Linked DNA regions of Homo sapiens: regions 1 and 2 are each linked to region 3. Evidence: chromatin loops called from intact Hi-C (ENCODE). Cell type or tissue: mammary epithelial cell. All regions are shown on one strand. Links, peaks and the distances in the headings refer to the core of each region. The heading gives the core; the rest is flanking DNA. Region 1 overlaps SRGAP1 (SLIT-ROBO Rho GTPase activating protein 1). Region 2 has its middle 34 kb from the start of KICS2. Region 3 overlaps SRGAP1 (SLIT-ROBO Rho GTPase activating protein 1).

Evidence for each region. A loop is a pair of places that touch in the nucleus more often than their neighbours do. Peaks named below come from ENCODE experiments on the same cell type or tissue, not always from the same donor. Only the 100,000 strongest peaks of a DNase experiment are listed, where the experiment ranks them.
Region 1: it touches region 3 in a loop (4-fold over the local background); 2 of 110 quality-filtered maps call a loop at or near these places.
Region 2: a loop joins it to region 3, with 2.5 times the contacts of the local background. A loop is called at or near these places in 2 of 110 quality-filtered maps.

What each region holds. Positions count from the first base shown.
Region 1 is chr12:63,973,193-63,984,182 of GRCh38, reverse strand. SRGAP1 (SLIT-ROBO Rho GTPase activating protein 1) reads right to left here. Exons shown (of 22, transcript NM_020762.4): 2 at 41-236. Among named protein-coding and RNA genes, the nearest start is that of SRGAP1, 130 kb to the right of the region's middle. In mammary epithelial cell, for the core only: no CTCF peak of the experiment used is centred there; a DNase peak (open chromatin) is centred at 5,462; H3K27ac peaks cover 597 bases.
Region 2 is chr12:64,250,769-64,261,758 of GRCh38, reverse strand. No RefSeq gene overlaps it. Among named protein-coding and RNA genes, the nearest start is that of KICS2, 34 kb to the right of the region's middle. In mammary epithelial cell, for the core only: a CTCF peak has its summit at 5,396 (motif pointing right); no DNase peak of the experiment used is centred there.
Region 3 is chr12:64,098,163-64,109,152 of GRCh38, reverse strand. It overlaps SRGAP1 (SLIT-ROBO Rho GTPase activating protein 1), which reads right to left. Exons shown (of 22, transcript NM_020762.4): 16 at 116-221. LOC105369798 (a long non-coding RNA gene) reads left to right here. Exons shown (of 2, transcript XR_945018.2): 2 at 9,510-9,733. Among named protein-coding and RNA genes, the nearest start is that of KICS2, 120 kb to the left of the region's middle. In mammary epithelial cell, for the core only: no CTCF peak of the experiment used is centred there; DNase peaks (open chromatin) are centred at 3,922, 4,572, 6,612 and 7,422; H3K4me3 peaks cover 142 bases; H3K27ac peaks cover 3,366 bases.

The sequences.
Region 1 (10,990 bases), core at 1,627-9,626, 130 kb after region 3:
TATCACCCTTGGAAAGGTGAATTAGATTCAAATCTCTTACTTGTATTGTTGATGATCCTTAGTGCTTCTTGTTTTTGCCATGAACCTTTCTGCTAACTTCTCTAGATTCCGGGAATATTCCGTCTCAATTTCAGCTTTTTTTCGGAAGAAATCTTGCAGATCCTGGAGAAGCTGAACTCGCATCTCCGTTTGCTGCTCCAGGCATTTTTGTTGTTCTACCAGTTGAGCTCGAATTTCTAAGGAGAGAAGAGAAGCCAATGGATGGTTACATTAAAATTAATGAGGTATGCTGGTATGTGCAAGATATAAGTCACGAAATATATATAAATATATATATATATATATATATATATATATATATATATATATATATATATATATATATTTTAAATGTATTTATTTATTTATTTTTGAGATAGAGGTCTCGCTCTGTTGCCCAGGCTGGAGTGCAGTGGCGCAATCTCGGTTCACTGTAACCTCTGCGTCCCGGGTTCAAGTGATTCTCCTGCCTCAGCCTCCTGAGTAGCTGAGACTACAGGCATGCACCACCAGGTAATCCACCCGCCTTGGCCTCCCAAAATGTTGGGATTACAGGCGTGAGTCACTGTGTCTGGCTATGACTCCTATTATTTATTTAGCTCTGTATTGGACCTTTGTTAGAATACTGTGTCCAGGTTGATTCTTAAAATAAGTTATCTGCTGACCCTTTAAAAGAACAAGAGGAGCCTCAGGAAAGAATGTAATAAATTAGAATAAATATGTGGGTTACATTTGTAATGCCACAAACACACAACGAGCCATGAGGGGAAAGAATGAAAGCCTTTCAGATAACAATTCGTAACATCTTTGGGTAGCTGGAAACACTGCAATTTTTTCAACAGCACTCTACCTCAGCTATCCCTTTTGAGTTTGAATGGCAAAGAAATAAGCATCATTTCTTCCAGGCTCTGAACCATTACACATTTGCCATTTGGCACATACAGAGACTGACATCTGGTAATTTTTATTTAGTGCATAATTTCTAGTTTGTAAAACACATAGCTTCAGGGCTTATAGGGATGCTGTGCCTAAAAATAACTTCTTTCCATAGCCAAATAATCCATTCATAACAGTGCAGTCCTCAGATTCCAGTATATTATTCTGTTCACAACAAAAAGGCCTCTTCAGCTGGCCTTCACCTTTTACGCATTGTTCAAAATAATACCCTTACTGACACATTTAATCCTCAAAGAATCCTCTGATAATTTTAATACATTAGGAACATGAAAGGTGGTCATTTAGTGATTCAGCAAAAGCTCAAAAGCAAAAATGTGGCATGCAAAAATATGTGTAAATGACTGTAACAAAGAAACGTGTGTTTTGGAAAATGAGATACAGTAACTAATAACTACCGACTTGTTTTTGTTCTAAGACCTAAGTAAGGCTAAGCTCCAAAGACAAGAACATCATGCTGGAAAACTTCTTCATTTCATCTTTCCCAGTGTCCGTGCATTTCCCAAAAAGTGAAGGCTGAATCTAATTCAGTGGAGTTAGTAGAAATCAATGTCCAAATAATGTCTCTAAATTTCTTGCTATTCCTCTTAGATAGAGAAGGCCAGTACTGATAATATATACATACATACACTTGACCATGTTTAACCAAGTTCATTAACAGCAAGTTCACAGCAAGTCCATGAATAAGGTGGTCAGGTTCTGAATGGGGAGTCAGGAAATGTGCTTAATTTAAAAATAACTAATAATAACTCAGTGTTTACTATTCTGTGCCCTAATGAAGTAGGTTTTAGTATTATCTTCCATTTTACAAAGAATAATTGAAGTTTAAGGAGTATAAATACTTTATCTAAGGATTTTAGCCAGTAACTGGTACCCCTGGAGACTTTTGACCCTGATCTGTCAGTCTGACTAATCAAACACTTCCCATCCTTGTTTTTTTTTTCTTTCTTTTTTTTGTTTTTGTTTTTGTTTTTGTTTTGAGACGGAGTCTTGCTCTGTCTCCCAGGCTGGAGTGCAGTGGCGCGATCTCGGCTCACTGCAAGCTCCGCCTCCCGGGTCCACGCCATTCTCCTGTCTCAGCCTCGAGTAGCTGGGAATACAGGCGCCTGCCACCATGCCTGGCTAATTTTTTATATTTTTAGTAGAGACGGGGTTTCACTGTGTTAGCCAGGACTGTCTCGATCTCCTGACCTCGTGATCCGCCCACCTCGGCCTCCCAAAGTGCTGGGATTACAGGCGTGAGCCACCGCGCCCGGCCAAACACTTCCCATCCTTCTATCCATCAAACCTTTTTTCAGGCACCTATACTGTGCCAGGCTTGCATACCGGCAAAGAAGAAACAATAACTAATGAAACAAGATCTCTGCCCTCAATAAGGTCAGGCTTCAGATACTGCTGTTTCTGGGGAGTCCTGGGGGAAAACAGGGAAGAATTTCTCAAGTGTCCTTGCTTGGTCTCTCCACCTCTAGATTGCAGGATTTTATTATAACTTCACAGACGTGTGCTGAACACCAGAGTTGAACACATTATTACAGGCTTTTAACTACTATGAACAGCATCTGGTTTTTAGTCAATCAAAGTAAGTGTTTTCCAATACAGTATTATAATCAGCATGTTTGCCAAACTTTGTCTTTCAAAAACGCAGAGCTCTTTTTGTTTCATGAAGAAAAAGAATATATCAAGGGTGGAGTGTTTCCCATTCAGGGATCCCAGTAAGTCTTTTAAGATGAAGTAATTTTAGAACATCTTGCTGCACTAAGAGAAAGTAAATCAAACATCTTAAGCTGTCAACTAGTTTTCTGGGGTTTTTTTTGTTTGTTTTTGTTTTTGTTTTTAGCTGCCTTAGTGCCAAGTAAGAAATAAAAGATAAAAGTACAAATCTCAAATCTAATCAGAAATACACAAAAATTATACAGGCTTTTTTCTTGGGTCTCATTTTTAAATATTTTCTTGCTTACTTCCATCAGGATTTAAGATCAAGAACTAGGGAATCATGAGAATGATGGATTTAACAATTAAATCCTCATCCTTGTTTTACAAAAATTAACTGTTATTTTGTGTCATCTGTAATTTTCCAATCAAAATAAGGCACTCAGCATTCTCCATAACAGGAAACATGTAAGGAACAGAATCCAGAGCATCACTGTGCGAAAATCAACTCCAAAACATGGAGGATAATCCATTCAACTACCTCTTCCATTTAGAAAAGTTTAGGACAAATAAGGAAAGGATCATAAGAAAGATCATTTTTAAAAAATCAACAGAAAACTACTACCATAAGAAACATCTCCTTAGAGGCCAGGTGCGGTGGTTCACGCCTGTAATCCCAGCATTTTGGGAGGCTGAGGTGGGTGGATCTCTTGAGGTCAGGAGTTCGAGACCAGCCAGGCCAACATTGTGAAACCCTGTCTCTACTAAAAATACAAAAATTAGCCGGGAGTGGTGGCATGCGCCTATAATCCCAGCTACTCGGGAGTCTGAGTCCCGAGAATTGCTTGAACCCAGCAGATGCAGGTTGCAGTGAGCAGAGATTGCACCACTGCACTCTAGCCTGGGCAACACAGCGAGACTCCATCTCAAAAAAAAAAAAAAAGAAACATCTCGTTAGGAAGAGAAAATCTTTGGATTCCTTATACTGCCCCAGCATCATAAGGCTGCACAGTACAGTGGTTACCTCCCTGCACAAATGGCATGGCTATCCTAATATGACTTCACTAGATTTGTGCTCACCTTAATCAGCACCAAAGAATTTAAAGAATTTTAAGAATTTACCTTAAAGAGTAAAATAAATGATTGGTCGCATAAATTTGTGTCTGCTGCTCGGAACAGATCAAAGGGCCATGCAGACTGGCTCATGGATGTAATCCCAACACTTTGGGAGGCCAAGGCAGGTAGATCGCTTGAGCTCAAATGTTTGAAATCAGCCTGGGCAAGATAGGGAGACCCTATCTCCACACAAAAAATTAGAAATTAGCTGGTTGTGGTGGTGCATGCCTGCAATCCCAACTACCCAGGAGGCTGAGGTGCAAGGATCGCTTGAGCCCTAGAGCTTGAGGCAATAGTGGAGTTGTGATCACGCCACTGGCACTCCAGCCCGGACAACAGAGTGACACCCTGTCTCAAACAAAAAAGAACAAATCAAGGAAGCCCATGGTGCACTCGGCCCCACACTGCATGAATCCTGCCATGGGGCCGCAGGCGGCTGCAGCTAGAGGCACCACTGTCATCATGGGAACTACAGAACATTAAAGCTGGAAGTGGTGAAAGCGTAAGTGCAAGGGGTGAGTTTGAGAAAAACTGTGAGCCTTATTTCTGCATAAGACATTGCAGCTTCCTTCCTACCCCTAGATTCTCTGACAGTCTATTAAGGCTCCCACCCCTTTTTAGAGGCGTTTTTAGGTTAGTATTGACCTGAATCATTTTTTTTAGACTCAAGGTTCATTTTAGTTTAGGTGAACAAGCAATTATTGAGTTTCCATTTTGTGTTAGGCAGTGTCCTAGGCACTGGAGATACAAAGGTTTGTAAGACACAGGTCCTTCTTGTTAGGAAGACAAATCCTAAACCAATCATTTACACTCTGTTCACTGCCATAACAATGAAGTGCAACAGGAAGCTATGGAAAGAGGAGCAGAAACTGACTCAGACTGGAAGAGTGTGGAAAACATAATGCATTGAAGGGTAAGTAGGTTACAAGATACACGGCAGTAACCACCAAGAAAGTGAAAAGACAACCCATAGATGGGAGAAAATATTCACAAATCATATGTCTGATAAGGAACTTGTATACAGAATACACAAAGAACTCTTACAACTCAACAATAAAAACAAAATCTCAATTTTAAAAATGGACAGGCTGGGTGCGGTGGCTCACGCCTGTAATCCCAGCACTTTGGGAGGCCGAGGCAGGTGGATTATGAGGTCAAGAGATCGAGACCATCCTGGACAACATGGTGAAACCCCATCTCTACTAAAAATACAAAAATTAGCTGGGCGTGGTGGTGTGCACCTGTAGTCCCAGCTACTCGGGAGGCTGAGGGAGGAGAATTGCTTGAACCTGGCAGGCAGAGGTTGCAGTAAGCCAAGATCGTGCCACTGCACTCCAGCCTGGTGATAGAGACTCCATCTCAAAAAAAAAAAAAAAAAAAAAAAAGGTCAAAGGGTCTCAACAGACATTTCTCCCAAGATGATATACAAATGGCAAATGGCCAGTAGCATATGAAAAGTTGCTCAATATCATTAGCTTTCAGGGAGATGCAAATCAAAAGCACAATGGGGTGCCACTTCACACTCACTAGAATGGCTATAATCAAAAAGATTTAAAAAAAGTGTTGGAAGACAATGTGGAGAAACTGGAACTCACACATTGCTGGTGGAAATGTAAAATGATGCAGTCCTTTTGGAAAACAGTCTGGCAGTTCTTCAAAAGATTACACTTAGAGTTACCATATGACTCAGCCATTCTGCTCCTAGGTATACATTCCAGAGAAATGAAAATCTATTTCCATACAAAAACTTGCACGTGAATGTGTGCAATAGCAGCATTGCTCATAATAGCTGAAAGGTGAAAACAGCTCAAATGTGTATCAACTAATAAAGAGATAAAATGTGATATAGCCACACAACACAATACTGTTTAGCCATAAAAAGGAATGAAGTACTTATTTACAACATGGATGAACCTTGAAAACATAACTTTAGTGAGTGAAACCACTCACAAAAAACCACAGTCTATAATTTCATTCCTATGAAAGGTCCAGAATAGACTAATCTATAGAGACAGAAAGTAGATTAGGGGTTGCCTAGAGTTGGGAGGGTTGGGGAAAAATGGCTGCTAAGGGGTGCGAAGTTTCTTTATAGGGTAATAAAAATGATGAAAAATTGATTGTGGCTCTGGTCGCAAAACCTGGCATATGCCAAAAGCCACTGAATTGCATTTTTGAAATGATAAATCATGTGATATGTGAAATACATCACAGCTGTTATATACATTGAAAGATAGCTATATCACAATTCCATGAAATGTTGGTTGTTGATACCTTTCTGATAATGATGATAGCAGTAATAGCAACAAACTCCTATTTCCACACCCAGTACTTTTTGGTACTTTTTGTCAAATGTCCAACATGGGGACAAGCACTTTAAAAGGATTTCATGAGCCCAAAGGCACTTAATGGCATAGAAAAGATTTACCTAATAGAATATTAGGAAAGACTTTTCACCATGAATGCCCCAAAACTGCATAAAACAGCACAACCACTTTTAGGCGGAAAAATGTGATCTCTGAGGAGGCTGTAAGCAGTCATTATTTAAATCTAGGTCAAGACCTACTAAATAATCATAATGGCAGTTTTAATGGAGGCTAAAATTTACTGTTTTTTTTTAAATGACTATTATTTCATTTCTGTTCTACCAGAGCATCACTACGGAATGAATCAATACCAATAATCCAACAAGAACAATGCACAAAATGAGTGTGCTTTTCAAACTGCTGCAATTAATTTGTTAAAAAAAAAGAAAAAATGGTTCCTCTCAGCTATAAAAATCTGCTAATACTTGCCAAATAAAATGGAATTGCCTAGAAACAGACGAAATGAAGGAATGTCTTGCTATTGCTCTCAGAAAGGGAAGCCCTAACTCTTAAAATAAATTTGTGTGAAGCCACAAACTGATACATATTTCACGGAAAGATTGATCCACACTGGGCTGTTTCTCTAATATATTACTGAATGACTACGACCAGGACATAAAATTGATACGCTGGTGTGATACTCATGATCATCTAGCAAATAATATAATAACATTTCTAAAGTATCACAAATCATCTCTGTTATTTCACATTCTCATTTGGTCAGAATTTCCTTATGATACCAAAGGGGTCTACATTCTCTTAAGATGTATTATTACCTCTATCCAAAGGACAGAAGGGATTTTCCTAAATGACAGGGGAGAGCCACTGAAATGTCTTTCAGAGCAACGCAATGAGATGCCAACGGGCTCTATTGATTATTCCCATGCTCACAGCTCATGTGAATATTTATACAACCTGGTGACTGTTGATTAACTAAACACCAGGTGCAAATTTTGCATAATAAGCTTTTTTAGGCTAAAAATTTGGAGCAGGCAAAAATTCCATAAAAGTGAGCTTTTTTTTTTTTAAGTGAATCAACTGAATAAACAAAGGCAATTTCTCCACTTCACTAGAAATCTGAACCCAAGATTTATGCTTCTCTTATACTCTGCACATAAATTAGGAAGCGTCAGGATGTACGCTACTTAATTCAATTTACCAAATTGAATTCTGGATGGGTAGGAGATCTAGTCACAGACTAGGTCAGAAAGGACCCAGACTAGGTTAGGATGGACCCAGATTGGAGTTACAGTGTCACCTAATACAAGTCATGTGACATGTGGCAAGTCTCTCAACCTCTCGGAATTTCATTTTATAAAACAATACTTCCCACCTCACAAGGCTGTGCTGAGAATTAAATGAGATGATATAAGTGAAAAGCATGCTGCAATCTGTAAACCACTATGAAACAGATGGACATGTTATTATTACTAGCACCAGCGAGCTTTCATTAAAAAATATTTATTGAATATTTTCTTGTGCCAGGCTCCTTATTCGTGGACATAAATAATAGACTGAAAGTCATGAGTCCCATTCTCAGTGAGGAAGCAGAGGCAACACAGACAGATAATGAGAGGGGGCGACTTTCACAGCCTCAAGGTAAGAATGTCAAGATGCAGTGAGAGTCTGGGGCGGACATATCCATGGCTGGGCAAGAAGGCAAGGGCACAAAGAGGTGACCCTGAGATTGACTTACCAGGAGTCTGGCTGAAGGAAGTAGGAGAGAAGGAGAGTTATAACAAGTACTTCTCAATTGCCGAAATTGAATTCTGGATGGGTAGGAGGTCTAGTCACAGACTAGGTTGGAAAGGACCCCATGTGGCATGCTAAGGAGTCAGATTTTATTTCACAGGTCAGCTTTGCAAATTGGCTTGATGATAAAAACCACCTGGCGTCCTTACTAAAAATACCTGTGTTTAGGCTGGATATTTGGATCTTGTTGGTCTAGCAGGACCTCAATGGAGGATGCTTAGAAGCATCAGTGGGCAAAAATTGAACAATTTTAAACAAGGAAGATTTATAATCAGACTTACGTTTCAGAAGAGAATACAAATGAATAATAAATGCAATGCTAAGCATCCGACACCTTATGAAATAGAGTTTTCTTTGTAAGTTGTATGGTTTCCCCATTTGAATGAGGAATCACAGGGCAAAACAAATTAATAAAAACAACAAAAACCCTCACAAGAATGAATGGTATCCATATTTTCCCCTAAGCCTCTTATTATTATAATTATTTATGAATCACTCATTTCTGTCTTCTGGTGTGGAACTAATGATGATTTCCATTTAATCTGTTATCAAGGAGTAGAAGCTGATTTGTAGCTACATTGTGGAGAAATCTTAAGCACTGTGCTGCCCAGTATGTAGCTGCAAGTGTCACTGAGTACTTGCAAGGTGGCTAGGCTGAAGAGAAGTGTGCTGTGAGTGTAAAACACGCACAAAATTCTGAAATCTTATGAGAAAAAAAAGAACGTAAAATGTCTCAATCATCTGTATATTAATTCATGTTACAATCATAAAATTTTGGATATATTGTATTATATAAAAATATTTTAAAATTAATTTCACTTATTCAATGGTTTCTTTTTACTTTTTAAAATGTAACTCCTAAAAAATCTAAAATGACCAATATGGCTTTTGGACAGCTCTCCTCTAGGATATGAGGGAATTAGCAACTGAATTTGTTGTAAGTGGAGTCGGCAATGTGGAGTTCCTATAGGAACGGGTCCTTGAGGACTTGACAGGCTTAATCAGAAGGCAAAACCTATGCCCAAGGCAAACACAGTACAGAATACGGAGTGTCTGAACACTGTTTCTAGTCAGAGGAGGTGTAACACTGGAGAAGGGACGATTTCTTTGGAGCTCATGTTTCCTTAACTGCGAAGTGGTCATTAATAACTACCATGTTTCCCTTCCAAAGGTGATGGAAGCTTTCAATCAGATGAAATAGGAAAATACTTTCTCATTATGTAAAGTGTTGTGCTGGCCAATTATTAAATGTATAATGAAAAAAAGAAAAATACAAGTTCTAGATATGATGGTGCAGACTACTTAGTTTAAGGGACATTCAGGAAGGAAAGATCACTGGCCACTTGGGGGTCATCATCACAGATAGCTTCAGAGGGGTTGGCTCTGGACATGTAGGATTTGGGAGGCTGCATAAATGTAGGGAATGGAAATGTCATGCCTTAAATAAACTCAAAATGATATTCTTGATACCCTAGTCCAGAAGAGTTATTTTCTAGGAAGTTTAGGGTGGCTGAACCAAATGTAACTTTCCAGGTCACTGTCTTAAGGAAAATATGACTCCCTAAGGTCTTTTTCTACTTTAGAATTATGGTATCACCAGCAATTTAAGCAAACAAAATAGTACAACGAACATAATATAAAATCAAGTTGCTTTCATTCCAAGCTCAAAATCATAGGCTCATCTTAGAACTCTAGAGGTGACTAGCATATCTAAGGGGTAACAGAATTATAATAAAATCCTTTTTTGTATTAAAGTAAGACCAGAAGAAAAAAATAAATAAAAATTAAAAGAAAATAAGGAACTGTCTTCTCAGTACAGTTAATCCTCACTATTTCACATGTGAAAGTAAAGTAAATTTCAAAAAATTTCTGACACATAGAGGCTGTATTCATTATTCTAAGTCTTCATTACAATACCTTCATTTGTAATGATGTTAACCTCAATATTATTTTAAAATAAAAGCTTACTACAAAACTGTCAGTTTTTCATAGCTTTTGAAAGCCAAATATTATATTTTGGCCTACATAACATTTTTAGATAAAGTATGGAAAACAAACTTGCACTTTTTTTTTCATATGAAAGCTAGCCAGGATAAAAGGCAATAAATTAGAGTGTTCAATGACTGCAGTTGAACAACATTGTAGGAAAGGGCAGTTTAAAGAAGTGCAAATCTGAATGATCCACTATTGTACTTTTATTTAAAATGCACAGGAGGCAGGGTTTCATTAACTTCCCCATAATTAAGCAAGGACATTTCAGACCTTATTAGTAGATTGATTTTTACTACTACAGAAAGACAGTGTGTGGGAATTATTGATTTATAGAGAATACAAAGATTTACATTTTGGAATGACTGTGTTCCTGAAAAGCATTTGGAATGACTGTGTTACTGACAAAGGTTCAAGGCATTTGCCAAACATTGACATTCTTTCCTGATACAATTCAACATGAAGTTTCATGGAATATATATCAAAGTTTACACATGTTTTTCTCTGAATAAGTTTTAAAAATGGAAAACTTTTTTGGGAAAATATTGGAAAGGAAAAAAGAAAAAAAATGAAAAACTTTTAAACTAGTTTAAATCTTTTGCACTGAGTACTGAGTTAATTGCAAATTGAGCCTTTTTCAAATTAAAGCTATTTGTCTTATTGCAATAATTCCAATTTTAAAATGTCTACTAGAAAAGTTTAGACTTTTAAGCAATTTAACATTTATATCTAATAAAAGAATATTTATTGATTTCCTATGATGTTTTCAGGTTCTGCGGTAAGTACTTGATACAGTTTATCTCATTTAATTCTTACAGCAATCCTATTATGTGGTGTCTCCATTACAGAGATGATAAAATTGAAGCAGAGAGTGCATAAGTATTTTGTTCAAAGTATGATAATTAATAAATACCAGAACTTGGATTCCCATTCAGGTTTGTCTGACTCCAGAGACTACGATGCAAACTTACAATGTTCGGCAATTATACATAGTATGTAATTATGCAAAGCAAGCTAAAGTGACCCAGGCCTGTGCTTCTAGATGGTCTACTAGAATGTTTAGAATATATTAGAATGTATAACTATTAATCCAATGAGAGTTGATGCAGCAAATAACAGTTTAGGTG
Region 2 (10,990 bases), core at 1,640-9,639, 150 kb before region 3:
AGTATGGTGAAGCCCTGTCTCTACTAAAAATACACAAATTAGCTGGGCATGGTGGCAGGTGCCTGTAATCCCAGCTACTCGGGAGGCTGAGGCAGGAGAATCACTTGAACCCAGGAGGCAGAGGTTGCAGGGAGCCGAGATTGCACAACTGCACTCCAGCCTGGGCAACAGAGCAAGACTCTGTCTCAAAAAATAAATAAAAAATAAAATAAAATAAAATAAATGCAGTGCAGGCTTGTAAGGTCAACTTGAATTTGGGTATCTATAGTGGGGAGACAGCCATTCTCCATGCCGTCAGACCAAGCACTTCTCTGTATTTCTGTGCCTTGTGGATCTGAAGCTTTTGTCATTTTGGGGAAGGCAACATGATTCCTTGGCTAGAAATCTGGGTAGTGTAACTTTTGGGATAAGATGCTATGTCAGACCTTGTTCTTACTTGTCATCAGACTTTTGGCAGGTTATTTTAAATCTTCCAGAACCTTTATTTTGTAAACTATGAGATAGTAAGAAGCCTACCTTAAGGGTTTTTGTGAATATGTGAATATTAATTAATTTGTATATAAACATCTAATTCTATGGTTACTATATATTAGGATGACCCATATAGCATTGCCATTTTCAAGTCCGAAAATGTTGGGATCTGCAATTCCATATGGTTCAAACAAACAGCAAGCCCTCAATAAATGGTAGCTATTATCTTAACAGAAATACTCACTTGCTTAGTGACCTTGTACTTTAAATATACAGTATATGGTTTATTCTCATTTCCCAAGTAGTTTGACACTTTGTTATAGCATGGCTTATTCTTGCACAGATTTGCATAAACCATACATCAAGTCATAGAATTCACTTACAAATTATTGTGTGGTTATAACATACCTAAACATTTTCAGAATGGAATTAATTTTCTTGATTGCCTTATGTGACAGTAAAAGTCTGTTCTTCCACTAGTCTCTCCCTCTAAGTGAATGGCACTCCATTCACTCCACTACTCAAAAGAGAAACCTGAGGGATCTGTTTCCTCCCTTCTCTTTATTCCCCAAATGTAACCCATCAGCAGTGCTTATTGGCAATTTCTTCAAGATATATTCCTGATCTACTGACTTCTCATAATTATGGCTATTACCCTAGTTTGAATCTCCAGCAACTACTGTAATAGCCTATTTAGTCACTTTTGACCCCTACAATCCATTTTTTAAAGGGACGGTGGTATTTTGAACATGGAAATCAATATAACTTCTGAGTTAATGAATTTAAATCTTTTTTTTTTTCTTTTGGAGACAGAGTTTCACCCTTGTTGCCCAGGCTGGAATGCAATAGTGCAATCTCGGTTCACTGCAACCTCCACCTCCTGAGTTAAAGTGATTCTCCTGCCTCAGCCTCTCGAGTAACTGGGATTACAGGCACCCACCACCATGCCCAGCTAATTTTTGTATTTTTAGTAGAGACAGGGTTTCACCATGTTGGCCAGGCTGGTCTCGAACTCCTGACCTCAGGTAATCTGCCCTCCTTGACCTCCCAAAGTGCTGGGATCACAGGCATGAGCCACCGTACCCGGCCAATGAATTTAAATCTTTGCACTGCTTTCCATTATCCAGGAGTAAATCCCACGTCCTTACCATGGCCTTCAAGGCCCTTAATGACCTCACCCATGATTACCTCTGTGACCTAATCCAAATCATTCTCCTCCTCATTTGCTACTCCCCAAACACATTGGCCTTTGTGCTATTCCTTCTAATAAACACCCCAAGCTCTTTCAGGCCCTGGAAATTTGTACTAGTAAATGTTTTTTCCCTGATCTTCAGCTGTCACTTCAAAGAGCTTCTTTGATCACTCTACAGTAGAGTCTCACCCACCTACATTACCTTTTAACGTATTTGTTTACTTGCTTATTCTTTGCAATGTGAGAATTTCAGGATGTAAGCTCCATGAGGGTTTGACCCTTCTTTGTCTTGTTCAATACTTTATCCTCAGCACCCAGAATAGTGCCTGGCACAAAGTGTTTCATCTATGTTGAAGGAATAAATGGACTAATAAAACACAAATTAGATGAGGATTAATTACTGGCTTAAGATTTCAGTATGGTTTGTTTGTTTGTTTCTTTTTTTGAGATGGAGTCTCACTCTGTTGCCCAGGCTAGAGTGCAGTGGCGCGATCTCAGCTTACTGCAACCTCTGCCTCCCAGGTTCAAGCAATTCTCCTGCCTCAGCCTCCTGAGTAGCTGGGATTATAGGTGCACACCGCCATGCCTGGCTAATATTCTTTTTATATTTTTAGTAGAGACAGGGCTTCACCATGTTGGCCAGGCTGGTCTCGAACTCCTGACCTCAAGTGATCTGCCCGCCTCGGCCTCTCAAAGTGCTGAGATTACAGGTATGAGCCACCACGTCCAGCATCAGTATGGTTTTCAAAAAAGTCAAAGTGATAGCTGATCTCCAAGCATGTTCCAAACCATACCATCCCTCACTATATTTGCATGTTACTCCTCCCATCAAGAGGTGAAGTTTGTCCAGGTGCAGTGGCTCACACCTATAATCCCAGCACTTTGGGAGGCTGAGGTGGGCGGATCACCTGAGATCAGGAGTTTGAGATCACCTGGGCAACATGACAAAACCCTGTCTCTACCAAAATACAAAAATTAGCCAGGCATGGTGGTGCACGCCTGTAGTCCCAGCTACTTAGGAGGCTGAAGCAAGAGAAACGTTTGAACCTGGGAGGCGGAGGTTGCCGTGAGCCCAGATTATGCCACTGCACTCCAGCCTGGGGTGACAGGAATGAAACCCTGTCTCAAAAAAAAAAAAAAAAAAAAAAAAGAGGTGAAGTTTGTGTCTCTTCTGCTCTCATCTGGGCTGAGCCTGTGCTATTCTGACCAGAAGAATGTGGAGGAAGTAAAGTTCTAGGATTTCAGACCCCAGACTTTAAGACGGTCTGGGTCTGGCAGCTTCTGTTTCCAAGCCACCACGTAGAGAGGCCTTGGAGGATGACATCATAGGCATGGAGAGACCACACAGAAGAGCACCAGCTGCCCTTTCCCAGCAAACTCGTGGGAAACCCAGGTGAGACCTGTAGAAGAACTGCCCATCCAATCCACAGAATTGTGAGATACAATAAAGGGTTGTGTTAAGCCTCTTTTAAGTTTTTAAGTTTTGCATTTTGACAATATAAAACAGTCAATATTTTCATTTATCATTATACAAAATTATGCATTATACCAATGTTTGCATAATTCCAAATTATTATTATTATTATTTTTTGAGACAGGGTCTCGCTTTGTCACTCAGACTGGAGTGCATGGAGTGCATGGAGTGTAGTGGCACGATCTCAGCTCACCACAGCCTTGAATTTCTGGGCTCAAGCAATCCTCCCATCTCAGCCCCCTGAGTAGCTAGGACTACAGGCATGTGCCTCCATGCCCAGATAATATTTACTTTTTTTTTTTTTTTTGTAGAGACAGGGTTTCACCATGTTGCCCAGGCTGGTCTCAAACTCCTAGAATCAAGTGATCTGCCCACCTCAGCTTCCCAAAGTCCTGGGATTTCAAGTGTTAGCTGCTGCACCCGGCCGGTAATTCCAAATTAAATAATGCACCAACATCAGGTCATTCTAAACAATCCAAGTGTTTTTGTCTATATGCTCTTCCAGCTCTTTTTTCCTATATCACTAAAATCATAATATAGATTTTTTTCCTCTTGTCACTTTGAGTGGATTTGATAATATTCCACAGTTTTCTAGTTCCTTAGAAATAGGATTTAGTGAGCTATGATGGCGCCATTGCACTCTATCCTGGCAGACAGACTGAGACCGTCTAACCAACCAACCAAATAACAACAACAAAAAAAATGTGTTTACATACAGCAGGGTCCATGTCATTCTTGTCCCTTCCCGGGGAGAGGCCCTGGGAATCATACAGCACAAACAATAGTTGAGCACACAAGAAAATCAAGCATTGGGCCAGGTGTGGCGGCTCAGGCCTGTAATCCCAGCACTTTGGAAGGTTGAGGCGGGTGGATCACTTGAGGTCAGGAGTTTGACACCAGCCTGGCCAACATGGTGAAACCCCGTCTCTACTAAAAATACAAAAATTAGCCGGGCGTGGCATCGCGTGCTTGTAATCCGAGCTACTCGGGAGGCTGAGACAGGAGAATCACTTGAACCCGGAAGGCGGAGGTTGCAGTGAGCCAAGGTCATGCCACTGCACTCCAGCCTGGGTGACAAAGTGAGACTCTATCTCAAAAAAAAAAAAAAAAAAAAAAAAAAGACAATCAAGCATTAATGGAATATGATGTACACCAACTAGACTGGGATTGTTCCATCCCTCATCCCTTCCTTCTTCCAGCCAGCCCCTAGAAGGGACTGGGGGAAAGTTTTATAAAGCTGGGAAAAGACAAGGTCTTTGGAGGTTTATTGGTTATACATCGTAGAGATTTCCAGGTATGAGTAGACCTTGGGTGGAAGAGGTTTTTCTTTTTTTTCCATTTTATTTTTCCTGGTCTTCTTTTTCTTTTTTGTTGCCTTCTACTTAGAAGGTGATTTTGACTCTGGAGACTCTGGTGACTTTGACTTTGGAATTACTGGCCTGGCACAGTGGCTAACATTTGTAATCCCAGCACTTTGGGAAGCCGAGGCAAGTGGATTGCTTGAATTCAGGAGCTCAAGAGCAGCCTGGGCAACATGGTGATGCCCTGGAGAGCTAAGGACTATAGGTTGAGCAAGAGAAAAGAATGCAAGGTCTTCTTTTTTTTTTTTTTTTTTTTGAGACGGAGTCTCGCATTGTTGCTGGAGCGCAGTGGTGCGATCCCCGCTCACTGCAAGCTCCGCCTCCCGGGTTCACGCCATTCTCCTGCCTCAGCCTCCCGAGTAGCTGGGACTACAGGCGCCAAACAACACGCCCGGCTCATTTTTAGAATGCAAGGTCTTCTTAATATTTGCCCTAAGATTCTGAAAGAGGCAAAGAGGACGTTTAAGTTTCTAGGTGGTCCACTCCTTTGAAGGCCGCAGGATGGGTGTGGGGTTTCAGGACAGAAAGTGTGCCTATAAATAAAGCTGTTAAATTTGGCGGAAGCACGAATCCTCTTCCCTTCTCTTTCCTCTTTCTACTTCTGATGGTGATGGGGACAGAGTAGACTGTGGATATGGGATTTTTCATTTGTTTCACCAACAAGGAGGGTGGGACGGAAGAAGGAGGGTGTAAATCAAGTGATAGAGGGCTACTCTCAATACTGTTTCAAGTAAGATTTATATGGGTTTTGGTGGGTTGTCCTGCAACATCTGCCATTATTTACAACTTTGTTTCTACAGGGAAATTATTCTGTCTTCCACACAGCTGACCTACAAAATGAATTTGGAAAGGATACAAAGGAGTAGTTATTTTACTTCTATTAGCAACTATCACCACCAGAGGGCATAGTTGGATTAGGAAGAGAAAGAAAGGCAAAACTTTGGTCTAACCTATGGAATATTGATTTTTTTTAATTGTGAAAAATTCATATTGAGATGTACCCTCTTAACAAAATTTTAAGTGTATATGATTGTTACCTATATGCACATTGTTGTACAGCATATCTCTAGAAAGGTCTCATCTAGCATGACTGAAATCCTATACCCATCAAACTGCAACTAACTTTCCCCTCTCCAAAAACACCATTTTAGTTTGTATGAGTTTGACTCCTTTAGATGCCTCATGTAAGAAGAATCAGGCAGTGTTGTTGTTGTTTTTGAGATGGGCTTATTTCACTTAGCATAATGTCTTCCAAATTCTTGTTGCAGCATGTGACAGGATTTCCTTCTCTTTTTAACACCTTCATTTATAGGTCAGCTATGTGGAAGACAGAATAATTTCCCCGTAGAAATAAATAATGGCAGATATTGCAGGACAGCTCTGCTGAATAATATTCCATTGTCTGTATATACCACATTTTCTTTATCCATTCATCCACTGACGGACATTCAGATTTTTTCTACCTCTCGGCTATTGTGAATAATACAGCAATGAACATGGGAGTACAAATATCTTTTCAAGATCCTGTTTTGATTCAATTCTTTTGAATAAATACCAGAAGTGGTATTGCTAGATCATACAACACTTCAATTTTTAATTTTTTGGAGAAACTTTCATACTGTTTTCCATATGGCTGCAGCATTTTACATTCCCACCAACAGTGTACACATGTTGAAATTTCTCCATATCCTCAACGCTTATTTTATGTATTTTTGGTAATGGCCATGCTAACAAGTGTGAGGTGATATCTCACTGTAGTTTTGACTTTCATTTCCCTGATGATTAGTGACACTGGGCATCATGTGTGTATGTGTGTGTATGTGTATTTGAGATACAGTCTTGCTTTGTCACCCATGCTGGAGCATGGCCCACTGCAGTCTTGACCTCCTGAGCTCAAGCAATCCACCTCAGCCTCCCGAGTAGCTGGACTACGTGTGTGCCACTACAACCTAATTTTAAAAAAGTTTTTGTTTTGTAGAGACGATGTCTCACTATGTTGCTCAGGCTGGTCTTGAACTTCTGGGCTCAAGCGATCTGCCTGCCTCAGCCTCCCAAGTGTTGGGATTACAGGCATGAACCACCATGACTGGCTCTGGGCATCTTTTTATAAACCTGTTGGCTATTTGTATGTCTACTTTGGAGGAATGTCTATTCAGATCCTTTGCCCATTTTCAAATCAGGTTATTGGTATTTTTGCTATTAAATTCAATGAGTTTCTTACATATTTTGGATATTAACCCCTTATCTGATACATGGTTTGCAAACATTTTCTCTCATTCCATAGGTTGCCTTTTCACTCTGTTGGTTATTTCTTTTGCTGCATGGAAGCTTTTTAGTTTGATGTAGTCTCGTGTCTATTTTTCCTTTTATTACTTATGCTTTCGGTGTTGTATCAGCACTGATTCTTATACTTTAAAAATTCCTTCAGGCTGGGCGTGGTGGCTCATGCCTGTAATCCCAGCACTTTGGGAGGCTGAGGTGGCAGGATCACCTGAGCCCAGGAGTCTGAGACCAGCCTGCGCATCATAGTGAGACCCCACATCTATAAAACAAATAAAAAATAAAAATTTCTGCAAACCTTCAAAATTAAATCATTTTTGCTGTCATGCTTCTATAATACATACTAACATAAATGTACATGTAAGAAAACTTATTGTATTCTTATAAAATCAACAAATTTATAATCTAAAAGTTTATTAAATTAATGCAAATTAATATCAATATGATGCATGATGTTTTCCTGAAAATACATTTCTTTTTGCAAAGTGAATATAGTAAAATGCTACAATACACTCTTGAATTCAGCATCCTTCTGTGATCATGTTCCACTTTTCTCTTTCTGAAACACTACAAGTCTTTATTTACAGGCCATGCATCTTTCTGTGTTTCACTTGGCTTGAACATTTCACTATGGTAAAGTCTACCTCTGTTCTCTCTTTGACCGGAGACAAAGTTCTCCCACTTAGGGACAAACATTGGATCAATGTAAATAATGCAAACACAGGCACTTTAAATCACAAGCATTTTATTGAAATGAAAATAAAACTTTAAATTATCCAATAAACCCCACAGACTTTCTTTTTTTAAAAATTATTATTTATTTAAAAAATATATAGAGACGAGGTCTCACTATGTTGCCCAGGCTGGTCTTGAACTTCTGAGCTCAAGCGATCCACCTGCCTCAGCCTCCTAAAGTGCTGGGATTACAGGTGTGAGCCACCATTCCTAGCCACCTCACAGACTTTCAAGTTGAAATCTAGGCCAGGCATGGTGGCTCACACTTGTAAACCCAGCACTTCGGGAGGCTGAAGTGGGAGGATCGCTTGAGCCAGAAGTTTGAGACCAGCCTGGACAACATGGCAAAACCCAAGAAAACAAAAAAACAGCCAGATATGGTGGCATATGTCTGCAGTCCCAGCTACTTGGGTTGGGCGCTGAGGTGGGAGGATCACTTGAGCCTGGGAGGTAGAGGCTGCAGTGAGCCATGTTTGTGCCACTGCAGTCCAGCCTGGGTGAACAGAACAAGACCTTATCCCAACAACAACAACAACAATGAAAAAAAAAAAAAAAGAAAAAAAGAAATCTAGAGACCCCAACTTAACCTCTGCTAATAGAGGATAAGAGGCTCAAAGTGTTTTAGGTATGCTGACCTGACAGCATGGTTTGCCTGTGTGGGCCCTGGCTTATGTCTTTTACCCCCAGCACCCACTTTCAGTTTCAAAAGTGTCCTCATTTGGACACAAAGACATACAGAGTGATCTAATGGACTTTGGGGATGGGGTAGGGGGGTGGTTGGACGGGGGGAGGGATAAAAGACTACATATTGAGTACAATGTACACTGTTTGGGGGACAGGTGCACTAAAATCTCAAAATTCACCACTAAGGAACTCATCCATGTAACCAAAAACCACCTGTACCCCCAAACTATTGAAATGTTAAAATGTGTCCTTATTTGGACAATAAAACATAAGGTTATACACCCTGGTTACAGCCATCCTGGCCTAGGGTTTTAAGATCAGTAAAGAACCTGTGCCTTAACAGTAGGAGTTAGGAAACAAAAGGGTCAGTGTCATTTACAGAACTTTTAGAGACTTCTCTCAGGAAGCATATCTAGTCCAATACGAGTGAAGCTTTGAGGGCCCAACTGAACTTCAGATATCTTGTTCAGATCTCCTTTTGTGACTCAGACCTCAGTAGTTCCCCTACTCCCCACACCCCTAAAACACCACCTCAAAACACAGGCTATAAGAAAGGAAATAAAGAGAAAGATTTCATCACAATTAGGATCCCCTGAGATACGAGAGCATATAAGGTCATTTTAGGATAGGAAGAACGAAGCTTCTCAAAGAGTCAAATTTACTCAGAAAAGCTGGAAGACAGGACAGCAGTTTTGCAACCACATGACATAATTTGGCTGATGTTGTGAATAGGGATTGCTACACAACAAAATGATTCCTCAATGACAAGTCTCAAGATGAAATCCAGTTGCCAACGTGACTCCAAATGGTTTAGTGTTAACAATGATGAAAAGATGGAATGAAATAATGATTTTTAAGGAGATTGAGAAATATTTTCTCTAAAAAATATATAAAGTGTTTTGAGAGAAAGTGTGTGTACGTGTGTGTGTGTGTTGGACCATATCCAAGAACGAAAGTGGCACACAAACTGAAATATGCTGAGATTGGTGTGTTGGAGCAAAAAAGATCATCTTGGCAATCTCAAGTCCTCATTCCTTCAGAGGATGACTATTATTAGCACTACTTAATATCTATTAAGCCCCAGCTGGGGCAACTTGTCAAAATGGGCAAGGAAGGAAGAGGGGAAAATGTATAATTTGTCCCAGGCATGGGCGCTCGGTGTGGGGAAAATGTCTTTTAAGATATTTTAAGTTATCTGTCAGAAGGTTTAGGAGGTTTCATATGATTTTCAGAGATCTCTCTGCCCCAGAGAGAAACTGATTCAATAAGCATCTATTCTGAGTTTGTTTGATGCTTAGGGTACAGAAAAATAAATAAAACTGGGTCTCTGTTGTCAAGAATTTACATTCTTTTCTAAATTATTTGAATACAACCTTCAAAATATTTCCCATATCATCTGTATAATAGTACTCAATACAGATTTACTCAATGTTTTTCTCAATATTTTCCTAATATTACTCAATAATTTCCCAATATGTGTACCTACCTTAGCCTTGTCATAAAGAATACCTGGGAAATCACAGATTTGGTGTTCTAGGTATATAGTTTTAAATTACCTGTGTGTGCTTTTTTTTTTTTTTTTTTTTTTTGAGGTGGAGTCTTGCTTTGTCACCCAGGCTGGGGTACAGTGACACAATCTTGGCTCACTGCAACCTCTGCCTCCCGGGTTCAAGTGATTCTCATGCCTCAGCCTCCCGAGTAGCTGGGATTACAGGCCTGTGCCACCACACCTGGCTAATTTTTGTATTTTGAGTAGAGATGGGGTTTCACCATGTTGGCCAGGCTGGTCTCGAACTCCTGACCTCAAGTGATCCGCCTGCCTCAGTCTCTCAAAGTGCTGGGATTATAGGCATGAGCTACCATGCCGGACCCATTTTTTTCTTTTCTTTTTCTTTCTTTTTTTTTTAGATGGCGTCTCACTCTGCTGCCCAGGCTGGCGTACGGTGGCACAATCTCAGCTTACTGCAGCAATTTCTTGGGCTCCAGCAATCCTCCCTAATTAGCCTCCTGAGTAGCTGGGACTACAAGCACATGCCACTGTGCTTGGCTAATTAAAAAAAAATTTTTTTTTGTAGAGATAAGGTATCACTATATTGCCCAGGCTGATCTTGAACTCCTGGGCTCAAGCGATCCTCCTGCCTCGGCCTCCTAAAAGTGTTGGAATTACAGGCATTAGCCACCACGCCTGGCTGTTATGTGCATATTTCTAATGTACTTTTAAAAATAAACATACACATTTTTTTAAATTTTTAAATGTTTTTATTTTATTTATTTTTTTTGAGACAGAGTCTCGCTTTGTCGCCCAGGCTGGAGTGCAGTGGCGTGATCTCGGCTCACTGCAAGCTCCACCTCCCGGGTTCATGCCATTCTCCTGCCTCAGCCTCCTGAGTAGTTGGGACTACAGGCACCTGCCACCATGCCTGGCTAATTTTTTGTATTTTTAGTAGAGACAGGGTTTCACCGTGTTAGCCAGGATGGTCTCGATCTCCTGACCTCATGATCCGCCCGCCTCGGCCTCCCAAAGTGCTGGAATTACAGGCGTGAGCCACTGCATCTGGCCTACAAAATTTTTTAAAATGTGTCTTCCTTGAATTACCTAAAGTCATCTTTGTAGTACTCTATGGGAATGACCATAATAAGGAATGCTCAAAGAAGACATCATACAAGGGACTGAGTAGCTTTACCTGTAGGTAAATGCAGGTCATCCTGACTGAGTACATCAAGGAGGCCTATTTAGAAGAGTTGGCATTTGAGGAGGTTTAAAAACATATGTAAGCCTGTAATATTTCAAAG
Region 3 (10,990 bases), core at 918-8,917:
CAATCATTTTTCTCTTTGACTCTGCTGATAAATGGAACCCAACGTACATTTTACAGGATCGAAGAACAAAGACAGAATTCAGATGGGCCTTTTGTCAGAGCATTCAGGTACTTACTGATTGAGGAAGGCAAAGAGGTACCTCATCACTATAAGGACCGACCTGGGCAAAGTCAGGAGGAGTTTGCGGATGTGAAGCGCCCTCTCATAGAGATTATCTATTCCTACAGACAGAAGATGACATGGTCAGAGTCCTTTCACTTGCCACATTTAAAACAGAACACTGCAGTACATGTATTACCGGTACACATCTGAATATAAGCAACACCCTGCTCTTGTGTGAGATCCAATTGTAACCAAAACAGCGAATAAATGATCGGCTTGGGTATACCACCATTCCAGAGGGCATCTCCTCTGACCCTTACCGTTTTCTCCGATTTTCATGGACTTGGCTTTGAGTAATTTAGAGTCTTCTAGATTTAAAAACCATTTTTTCCTTTGCTGCTAATTCTAAATTTTGCATCTGATATGATTTCAACTTCTTGCTGCATGCTAACCAAAGTAGCTTTCTGGGGCATGGCACCTCTCCCCGAACTGTTATGCATTAATTCATCATATATTTGTCTATAATTATGATCCAGGCAATGTGCCAGGTTTAGAATCTCTCCTTTCTCAAAATTACCACTGCATTTTACTTATATGACTTTTCACCTTGTATTACATTATACCATCAATATTAGGAGAGCCCACCAGGTTTCAAGCACTAAGAATACATTAGCAATACAATTCCTGCCTTCATATGATGCATGTCCTGATGTTTATAGCTATTTATTTCCTTATCTCGTCTTCCCTGTGGGATGGTGAGCTCCCCCAAGACAGGATTACCTGAGACTAGTGTTATGCTACCTCTTTACCAGGAATACAAACTGTCTAAAGTGTCTGAATACTAAAGTGCTTGTGAACATCAGCAAAAAGGTTACTACTACAACACATTATTTGTATAATTCTCTATATATTTAAAAACACATTTTCACACTTGCTATCTAAGTTAAAAGGAATAATAAACTTTGCAGTAGGCAGGGCACACACTGTCATCCCCATTTATCAGATTAGGAAAATGAGAACTGGGCAAGTGGCATACCCAAGGTCAGCGGGCTAGAAGAGGCAGACCTGGGACTGCAACCTATGTGTCCTGTTTCATAAGTCTGTTTCACAAGTCTGTTTTCTGTTTCATAAGTCTGGTTGCCTTTCTTGGATCCCAAGACTACCACTTTGTAAAGCTGTACCTTTACAAAGTACAACTTTGAAGATACCCAATAAGCATACATTTGAGAAAATATTTCCAAAAAAGTATTATGTTTGAAAACAGTTCTGAAGCTTCCTATACTTTTATATCACCATATTGTTCTTAATTGCTTGAGATATTCATGAAAATACTTGAAAATTCTCAGTCCATAGCCTCTGACACCATAGTCAACTCATTCTCATTATTATTGTTGTTTTTTAAACCTTCTTCCACCTATAAATGTGGATAACTCTCAAAGATATCTACCTGGTTCTCCTCAATGGCAACCTCATCCAGTTGCAAGGTTACAAACATCACTTCTAAGATGATATCCTTGCTTCATTTTTCTCCCTTGAATGGGAAAGAAGTCCTGTAGTTTCTACTTCTAGATATCTCACTGCTAATTTTCTAACTGAAGTCTTGATTATTTCTAACTTAGACTATCAAAATACTCTCCTAACTCAGTTTCCCTTTCCGATTCCTCTTGTATCAGTGGTTCTCAACCTTGACTTGGATTCACTTGGGGAGATTAAAAATGCTGATGCCTGAGATTCTTTTATGCAGCCAGGGTTGAGAACCACTGTCTTAATTACTCTTGCTAAGCTTATTTCCCTGGAATCTTGAGTGCTGACCCCAGCTGTTTTCCACTTATTATCAAACTGGGCATTCTATTTTCCCTTTTGCATAGCTGAAAAGGTACGAAAAATCTATTAGGAATATTCTTGATTAACCAAGAATGAGCTGACAAAACAAGCAATAATTTATCAGGATTCCTGAGAAAAAACCACTTCCATTCCCACCTTTAAGTATGCCAAAGTTGGAACCGTAGCTCTGTCATCTTTTAGCAAATGCAATTTCAGAAACTCTTGAACCAGAATGTAAGTAAAACATTATCATGCAATTAACATTCTCATTCTTTCATTTTTATTCTTTCAATATAAATCTATAATTTATAATAGTGTGATCTTAGTAATACTGAATTGAATATACTACATTTTGCCTTTTTTATTTGTAAAATATTTCAAAATGGAGAAAATATAACGCTATGAACAAGGCAGATTAGGGTTACGTCTATTGCATACAAGCACTTTGTTAACATACTTCCCAGGCAATGGTCTTGATTTATTTTTCCCTGAAAAGAGGGAATAAGATGCTTAAAAAAGAAGTTATTCAACAGGTGTATAAATTCTCTCAGGCCACAATAACTCAATAATTAAGTTATCAACATTTCCACCCAGTTTGGTCCTGGTAGGATCAAGACATGTCCCAGAGTAAGCTGTTTATCTCCATGACAACTTCATGTGATATGTGCAAAACCACATTGTACAGAGAGGGAAGATGAAATGCCTAAACATGAAGTAATTTGCAAGTCATTGAGAATTTAATGGGAATTCTGTATCTTTAAATACTATTTCAACACAGCTGCATTATTATCTCATATCAGAAATTAACTGGTTGAATGCTTATTACCTAAAATAGCTGATTTTATAAAAAGTGTAATGTTGTTGCTGCTTTAAAGAAGACAAAGATGATTTAGCATACCTGTATCTAGAAAGTCTATCTCTAAAAATGAAAAAGAAAAAACTCTTCAAAAGCGAAATTATACATATTATGATTTATTCTTAAGACAACAATAAAACTTCTCCCGCTGTTTATTGAGAATCTTGGGTGTTTCAAAAGTGAAGTTTCCTCATTCTCCCAGCAAATCCTCATTTTAAAGTTAAGGTCGAGGCTAAGGTAAGAGAATTGCTTGAGCCCAGGAGTTCGAAGCTCCAGTGAGCTATGATCACACCACCACATTCTAGTCTGGGCAACAGAGGAATACATTGTCTCTAAAACAATTAATAATCATAAAGTTAAGGTCAACTATCAGGGACAGGAGTTTTGTAGCTTAACGCTAGTTTTAAAGTCCTAGAGTTAAAAACAAAAGGAAAGGAAAGGATGTAAAAAGAACCACTCTTACTATATTATTCATCTTTAATATTTGTCAAATCCCATAGACAGCAAGTCACTCTGGAGGCTACATTCTCTGTAACTACAGGACATAGGCATTAATTCCAAGAGATTTTGTTGTTGTTGTTGTTTTTGAGACAGAGTCTTACTCTGTCATCCAGGCTGGAGTGCAGTGGGGTGATGTCAGCTAACTGCAACCTCTGCCTCCCAGGTTCAAGTGATTCTGATACCTCAGGCTCCCAGGTAGCTGGGATTAGGAGCACCCACCACCATGCCTGACTAATTTTTGTATTTTTAGTAGAGAGGGGATTTTGCCACGTTGTCCAGGTTGGTCTCAAACTCCTGGCCTCAAGTGATCTGCCTGCCTCAGCCTCCCGAAGTGCTGGGATTACAGGTATGAGCCACCATCCCCGGCCTCAAGAAGTTTAATCTTAATTCAAGATCTTCTTGTTTCTATCTCTTGGTTCTAAACTTAGTCCCTCTACCTCTTAAAGGCAGTTTTAAAATTTTATTTAATAAGAATTGAGGGAACAAATATTTGTACAGCAGTTTCAGAGTAGCATTATTCATAATAACCAAAAGGTAGAGACAACCTAAATGTTCATCGACAGATGAGTGGATAAACAAAATGTGGTATGCACACACAATGCAGTATTATTCAGCCTTAAAAAGAAAAACATTTCTGACACATGCTGCAACATGCATGAGGCTTGAGGACACTATGCTAACTGAAGCCAGTCACCAAAAGAACAAGTATTATATGATTCCACTTATGTTAGGTACCTGGAATAGGCAAATGCATAGAGACAGAAAGCAGAAGAGATAAAGCCAGGGCCTGGGGCGGAGGTGCAGGAGGATGGGGAGTTATTGTTTGATGAGTACCGAGTTTCTGTTTGAGAAGATGAAAAAGTTCTAGAAATGGATAGTGGTGATAATTGTGAATGTACTTAATGCCACCGAACTGTACACTTAAAAATCGTTAACATGGTAAATTTTATATTTTTTATATATATATATATTTTTACCACAATAAAAGAATGAGGGGGCCTGTGGGATGCAAATGAAAGACTTCAGGGGAAAAGCAACAAGGACATAAGTGACACTAAAAAAACTAGATAAAGTTATATGAGGCAGATGTACATTCTCTTTAACTACAGTCAACACAAATCAAAGCAAAACAGAACTGCTGGCATTCCTGAAGTAGTAGCAAATCTGTTCGTCTCGAAGGCCTCTAACCGTGATGGCTGCGAGCAGGACTCCCAATTCTACCTGGCTGGCTGCTCAACAGGCGCGCAATGTGTATCCTACAGGAGCTTCGCTCTGGTACAAATGACTCATTTACTGTCCTGAGTCCAGTTAGTGGGCAAAATTTATGGTTGCTGCTGACACCCTGATGAATGTGTGTTCCTAGCTGGCTCTGAGTGTGGCAAATTTCACAATTTCATGCTGGAGGGAAAGATGGGTCTTTTCTTCCCCTCAGAAAAGTTGTCAGTGGGGAAAATCAGTATTTCACTTGGATTTCTTGTAAGCTGGGCTTTGTTTTCCACAATTCAAGGTCTCATGTAATTAGGTAAAAGTGGCATTCATCCAACCTTGATCACATGCTCAAAGCTCCCTGGGCTAATATATGTTTTTTTCCCAGCAATGCAAGATTCTCATGTTAGCGTCCCAACTTCCCAGCAGGCGGGTTAGATAGCTCCATGTAAATGCATGTGAAAAATTTACCATAAAACACAAGTTACTTCAGCAAATGGCAAAAAGTTCAAATGGTCATCACTCTGAAAATACTGGTTCTTCTGTGGACTATTTGTAGAAGTATTTGTTTGCCAGAAAATGAATAATAAATCACAAGATGCAAATTTCTCCTTAGGTATGAAGACAGGGAAGGAAATTCCTTGGCAGCCACATTTAGAAACCGTTTATTTAACAGTGGGTACACACATACTTGTGAGTTCCATAGCCTAACAGCTGGCATTCAAGATGAATGTATCAGTTTCAGGACATTTTTAGGTTCACACTAACAATGTCAAGGTGTTAATCAAACCTTTGTATATAATTGTTTAACAGACTGACTTCTGTGAATTAAACCATTGATTTCTCTCCTAAATAACAGCACTATAGAAATACATACATAGATGTTTCCTATTCTGCTGAATTATCATATTGAGGTTAGTAAAGAAACTGAGTCTTAGCCTAGAGAGCTTTACCTACTCAGTTCAGATACTCAGCCTATTAAATATTTTTAAGGATAAAGGAAAAATTAAGAACATTATTATAAGGCATCAAACAGAAATTTAGAATTCAGAGAGAAAACTACCATGTATGTCAATAAAGCTGAAAGAAATTTTTATAGCAAAAACATATATTGAGCACCAGAAAAAGAGTTCAAAAGCTTTTTTCATGAAATAATCAGAAAAGGCAAATAAATTTAGGTACTAAGAAGCTCATCATAGTATTTTGGTATAGTTGCAAAATCACTGGAAACAATCTAAATGTCTAAACTAGGGGATTTGTTACATAAAATAGAAATCATTATAGGGTCACTAAAAGCTATATTTTGAAAATAATATTATTGAGTTTTAAAAAAGTGGTTTATGAAGAGCCAGTATGGCGTGGCATAATTTTTTACAACAGCTTGGCCGGGCACAGTGGCTCACACCTTAATTCTAGCACTTTGGGAGGGCGAGGAGGGTGTATTGCTTGAGTCCAGGAGTTCAAGACCAGCCTGGGCAATGTTGTGAAACCCTGTCTCTACCAAAAAAATACAAAAATTAGCTGGGTGTGGTGGTGCACGCCTGTGGTCCCAGCTACTTGGGAGGCTGAGGGGGGAGGATCACTTTAGCCTAGGAGGTTGCAGTGAGCTGTGATCACGCCACTGCAATCCAGCCTGGACAACAGAGTGAGAGCCTGTCTCAAAAACAATTTTTTTAACAACAGCTTTATTGAGATATAACTAATATACCATATAATTTACCCATTTACACAGTTTAACAATGATTTTTAGTACACTCAGAGTTGTACAAGATCACCTCAATCATTTTAGAGCATTTTCATCACTTCAAAAACAAACCTCTTATCCATTAGTGGTCACTTGGTACGATATAATTTTTATGAAAAGTACATAGGAGTGTGTACCCACAAAATGGATTTTTTGGCAATCAAAAAGAATGAAGTACTGATACCTACTGTAACATGGATGATCCTTGAAAACATTATGCTAAGTGAAAGCCAATCACAAAGGACAACATACTGTATAATTCTATTCATATGAAACGGCCAGAACAGGCAAATCTATAGAGACGGAAAGTAGATTAGTGATTGCCTAGGGCCGGGGGTGGTGGTGGTTATGAGTAAACGGGGAGTAATTGCCAATGTTTGCTAACTGGGGTTTCTTTTGGGGGTAATAAAAATGTACTATAATTGATTGTGGTGATGGTTGCATAATTCTGTGACTATACTAAAAACCACTGGCCTGTACTCTTTAATGGATGAATTGTAGAGTATGAGAATTATATCTCAATAAAGCTGCTTTACAAAGTACATAGGTACTGTAGAAAAACTCTGGAAAGATACTAAAAACGTTATCACTATCTCTGTGTAGAGAAATTACGATTTGTTCTTAGTTTATAATTTTTCTACAGTGATAACATGTTAATTGCATAACATTAGGTTGGTGCAAAACTAATCGTGTTTTTTGCCACTAAAAGTAATGGCAAAAGCCGCAATAACTTTTGCACCAACCTAATAAATAAAGCATTGACTACTCATTCGATGATTTAAGGAATTATTGTTGGTTTTAAGGGTATGATAATGGTATTGTGGTTATGTTGTATATTAACATGAAACATAGTATTTGTTGTTGTTTGTTGTAAACAAAATGTGTACATGCCAGTGATTCTCTTTGGGTAGTGGAATTATGGAATTTTGGTTGACAATATTTTGTTCTATGTGCTTTTGTGCATTTTTCAGGTACTCTACAATAACTACATGTTGGTTTTGTGATAGGAAGAAAAATTCTCCCTTAAGAAACCGTTTCCTCATATCCAAGTAGTCACCTAAATAATAACACCTAATGTAAAATGGAATGAAAAAGTTTCATCTGGGCTCACAGCCTTAAGGCAGTCAGAAAAAAAAACATGAATTACTTGAGTGGCTTTTCTAGGGCAAGTCACTTGAACTTATGCCCTAGGAAATCTCAGAGCCATGATGCAGGGATATTCTACAAGCTGCCCAGACTTTGTGGGTATGACCTGGAGCATTGACAAAACCACTCACAAAGTGGATGGTTAAAACAAAACAAAACAAAACAAAATAACTCTTGGGTGAGAAACTGAGAAACTACCAAGTTTGCCACTTCAAATTTATGTTGCATTTGGTTTTACTATGTCTTCATCCAGATAAATAATCTTTAAAAAGAAATGTACAATAAATTGGGGAACAAATAGTGCATATTTTTAAAAAAAGAATGCTAAGATAAATTTCCTTTGACTACATATATTTGTAAGCTTCCAAAGAACGTGGTCACTCAGGGTCATAAAGCATAAACATGGCTGGATAACTACTCATCACACACACACACACACACACACACACACACACACACACACACCCCTTTCCCCAAACAATCCAAAAATACGGAAGCGAAAAGTAGTGGGTGCTACAGTGCCTTATGCAAACTCTTAGAAAAGATGAAAAGGGAAGTTTTTCTATACAAAATAACTGTCATGTGAAATTACTTTAATGGGGAAAATCAAACCCAATTACAGCAATGCTACAAGATGACAGGGGTAAAAACAATCTATCACTCAGATCTCTCTTTCCTCTAAAATTTCAAAATCTTTGTTTCTATCATATATTAACTTAGCCTGCATTTATTTGTAAATATCTTACCTTTCCTACTACATTTTAAGCCTCTTAAATGCAAGAATCAAGTCTCTGAATCCCTAGACAGTTTTATACATTGTAGACTATTAATCAACTTGGTTCAAATCGTCAAAAGTCTGCAATATTGATAAGGGGATACAATGATAAAAGATGTATTATGCTACTCAAAGGATTTATTGAAAATCCAGGAAAAATGCAGGAAAATCCAGGAAAAATGCATTATGGTCACATTGGTAAGAAAAAAATGCTTGCTTAGAGATAATAACATCCAAGAATCCTCTCTTTCTTAAGAGGTTACATGTTGGAGGAAAAGGGGTTGTTCTATAAAGAGGTTGTTAGTGTCAATATGTATGTTTTTGAAACACCTGCCATTCTGTAAAACTTTGCACTAAAAGTAACAAGACTTATGGGGAAAAATAGGATTGGGGCAGACTACTCAACATTTATGAAACTTTGTAACTACTGCACTAATGAAAACATTAACAATCCTATTAAAATCCAAGGATTATGAATCCATTGATTTTGATTAATCCATTGTTTTAATACAGGAGGGAATGTCATTGTAGCTTCTTCACTTGCACTTGAGCACTGTAGGTACCCTTACATGAGATATCTCCATAGATTTTTTCCTTGTAGTTTACATATTTGCTAAATATGACTCTAATTGTGAGAAAGCTTGACATTGATTGCTACAAGGTATTTAATGTGCTGGGAAAAATCATGCTGGAAACAATGTAACTTGAGGATAACACAAATATTTCTAAATTCACGTGAGTTAATTATGCCAAAGAAACACATACTTAGCAGAACAGACAGATTGATAAGTGGCCAACCCAGGTATTGGCATATGTGACCACAGTTTATAGTCAGAGTAATTGTAATAGTAGTAATGATGACAGCTTGCAACACTTACTGAGGGTTACTATGTGCCAGGCATGATGTGAAACCCTTTACATGGACTGTCTCATTTATTCTTCACATAGACTCTATGAAGTAGGTGAAGAAACAGCTATTTAATAAGATTAAGTATTAATCTTTGCCCAAGTTTATACAAAGTTGGAAAGTGGTAAAGCTAGGATTTGAACCTAGATCTTTCTGACTCTATGGCCTCAGTTATTAAAAACCACTATGAAATGATATTTTTCATCCAATAAAAGTGTGAAATGATTCTATAATGGTAACTGACAATGTGGCCCAACACTCTTTATCCAATTGGTACATGTACATGTTACAGCTGACATGATGTATGGACCTAGAAAACCACTAAGCATTGTACAGCACTTGTTATTTTTCCAGACTTAAGCTTTTTGGCTAGGATGTGAGGGAAATCTTTGGACATGGCCAAAGGAGAATTCCAGAAGTGAAACACCTCCTTTTCATTTCTTTCCAGCTGGGTCAGAGGTTCATTGTGATGACTCAGGCTACGCAAGGGCCGTGGAATGGACGTGCAGCTGTACTTCTAAATTCCAATGGGACATCAGACTGGGGAGGATTATGACCGGGAAATTCATACCCAACTGGAGCCAAGACTCTAGGCACTGATGCCAGACAAAGAACTCGTGGTGGAATCTTGACTTTTCAATTCATTTCATCTATAAATTCTATTTAACTTAACATGCTCCAGGAATTAACTAATTCCTAACCTTCGGGAGTGGACAAATGTTAGGGCTGCAAAACTACTCCACAAGCCTGTGGAGCTAACTGTGGGCACTCCATTGAGCATATTCTGTGCCAGGCACTCTTCTTGGCATTTTACACATATTAACTCACTAAATTCTCACAACCCTATGATGTAAGGATTAATGTTCCCCCTATTTTATAGGTGAGGAAACTGAGATGCAGAGAGCTTAAGAAACCTGACTAAGGTCACACAGCTGATGAGTATGTGACAGAGCTAGGATCTGAAGTAGGCTCTTTGAATCCAGAGCCTCTATTCTTAACCTACTGCCTAAACTCATTTTCTAGTAGTAGGAGACAGAGGGGTTAAAAAAATTATAATGCGGGGAGATCAGAAAAATTCTGGACATACGTACCCAATAGAATAATGGGAGAGGAGAAAGTGATTAATCCTGGTTGGAGTGGTGGGGAGGACAGAGTTGTGGGAGGAATGCCAATTTGGCAAAGCCTTCACAGCAGATGTTGAATGGTTATCATGGACAGCTGAGGAAACAGCATAGGCAAGTGGATGGAGGTGGGAAATGGCCCAGCATATGTACAGTCTGCTACTGCTGAAATATACAGTAAATATGGTAGGGTAGCAGGAGAGGGCTGTGCAGCAGTAGCAGAGATCAGAGAGAGGAATAATTCAATTATATGAATTGGCCATGCCATGGAGTTAGCTTTTTTATTTTTTTATTTTTTTTTGAGACAGAGTCTTGCTCTGTCACCGAGGCTGGAGTGCAGTGGCACGATCTTGGCTCACTGCAATCTCTGCCTGCCAGACTCAAGTGATCCTCCTGCTTCAGCCTCCCAAGAAGCTGGGAATCCAGGTGCATGCCACCATGCCTGGCTAATTTTTTATTTTTAGTAGAGATGGGGTTTTGCCATGTTGCCCAGGCTGGTCTCAAACTAATGGAGACCAAGCAATAAGCCCACCTTGGGGAGTTTGCTTTTATATTGAAATAGGTTTTAAAAAGGGGAGAAAGCAAGCAACCCAGTTTTTTTTTTTTTTTTAACTCTAGCTGCAGTGTGAGAATGCAGGGCCAGGGGGTAGGGGTTGGGAAAAGAAGGCAAAATCTAGAAGTAGAGTCCATTTAAGACACTCTAACTATCCCCAGTGAGAAACCAAGGTGATGGGGATGGGGAAGGAGGGATGAGTAGTGAGATGTTTTTTTTGAGGGCAGATCAATAGGACTTGTTGATTCAGATGGG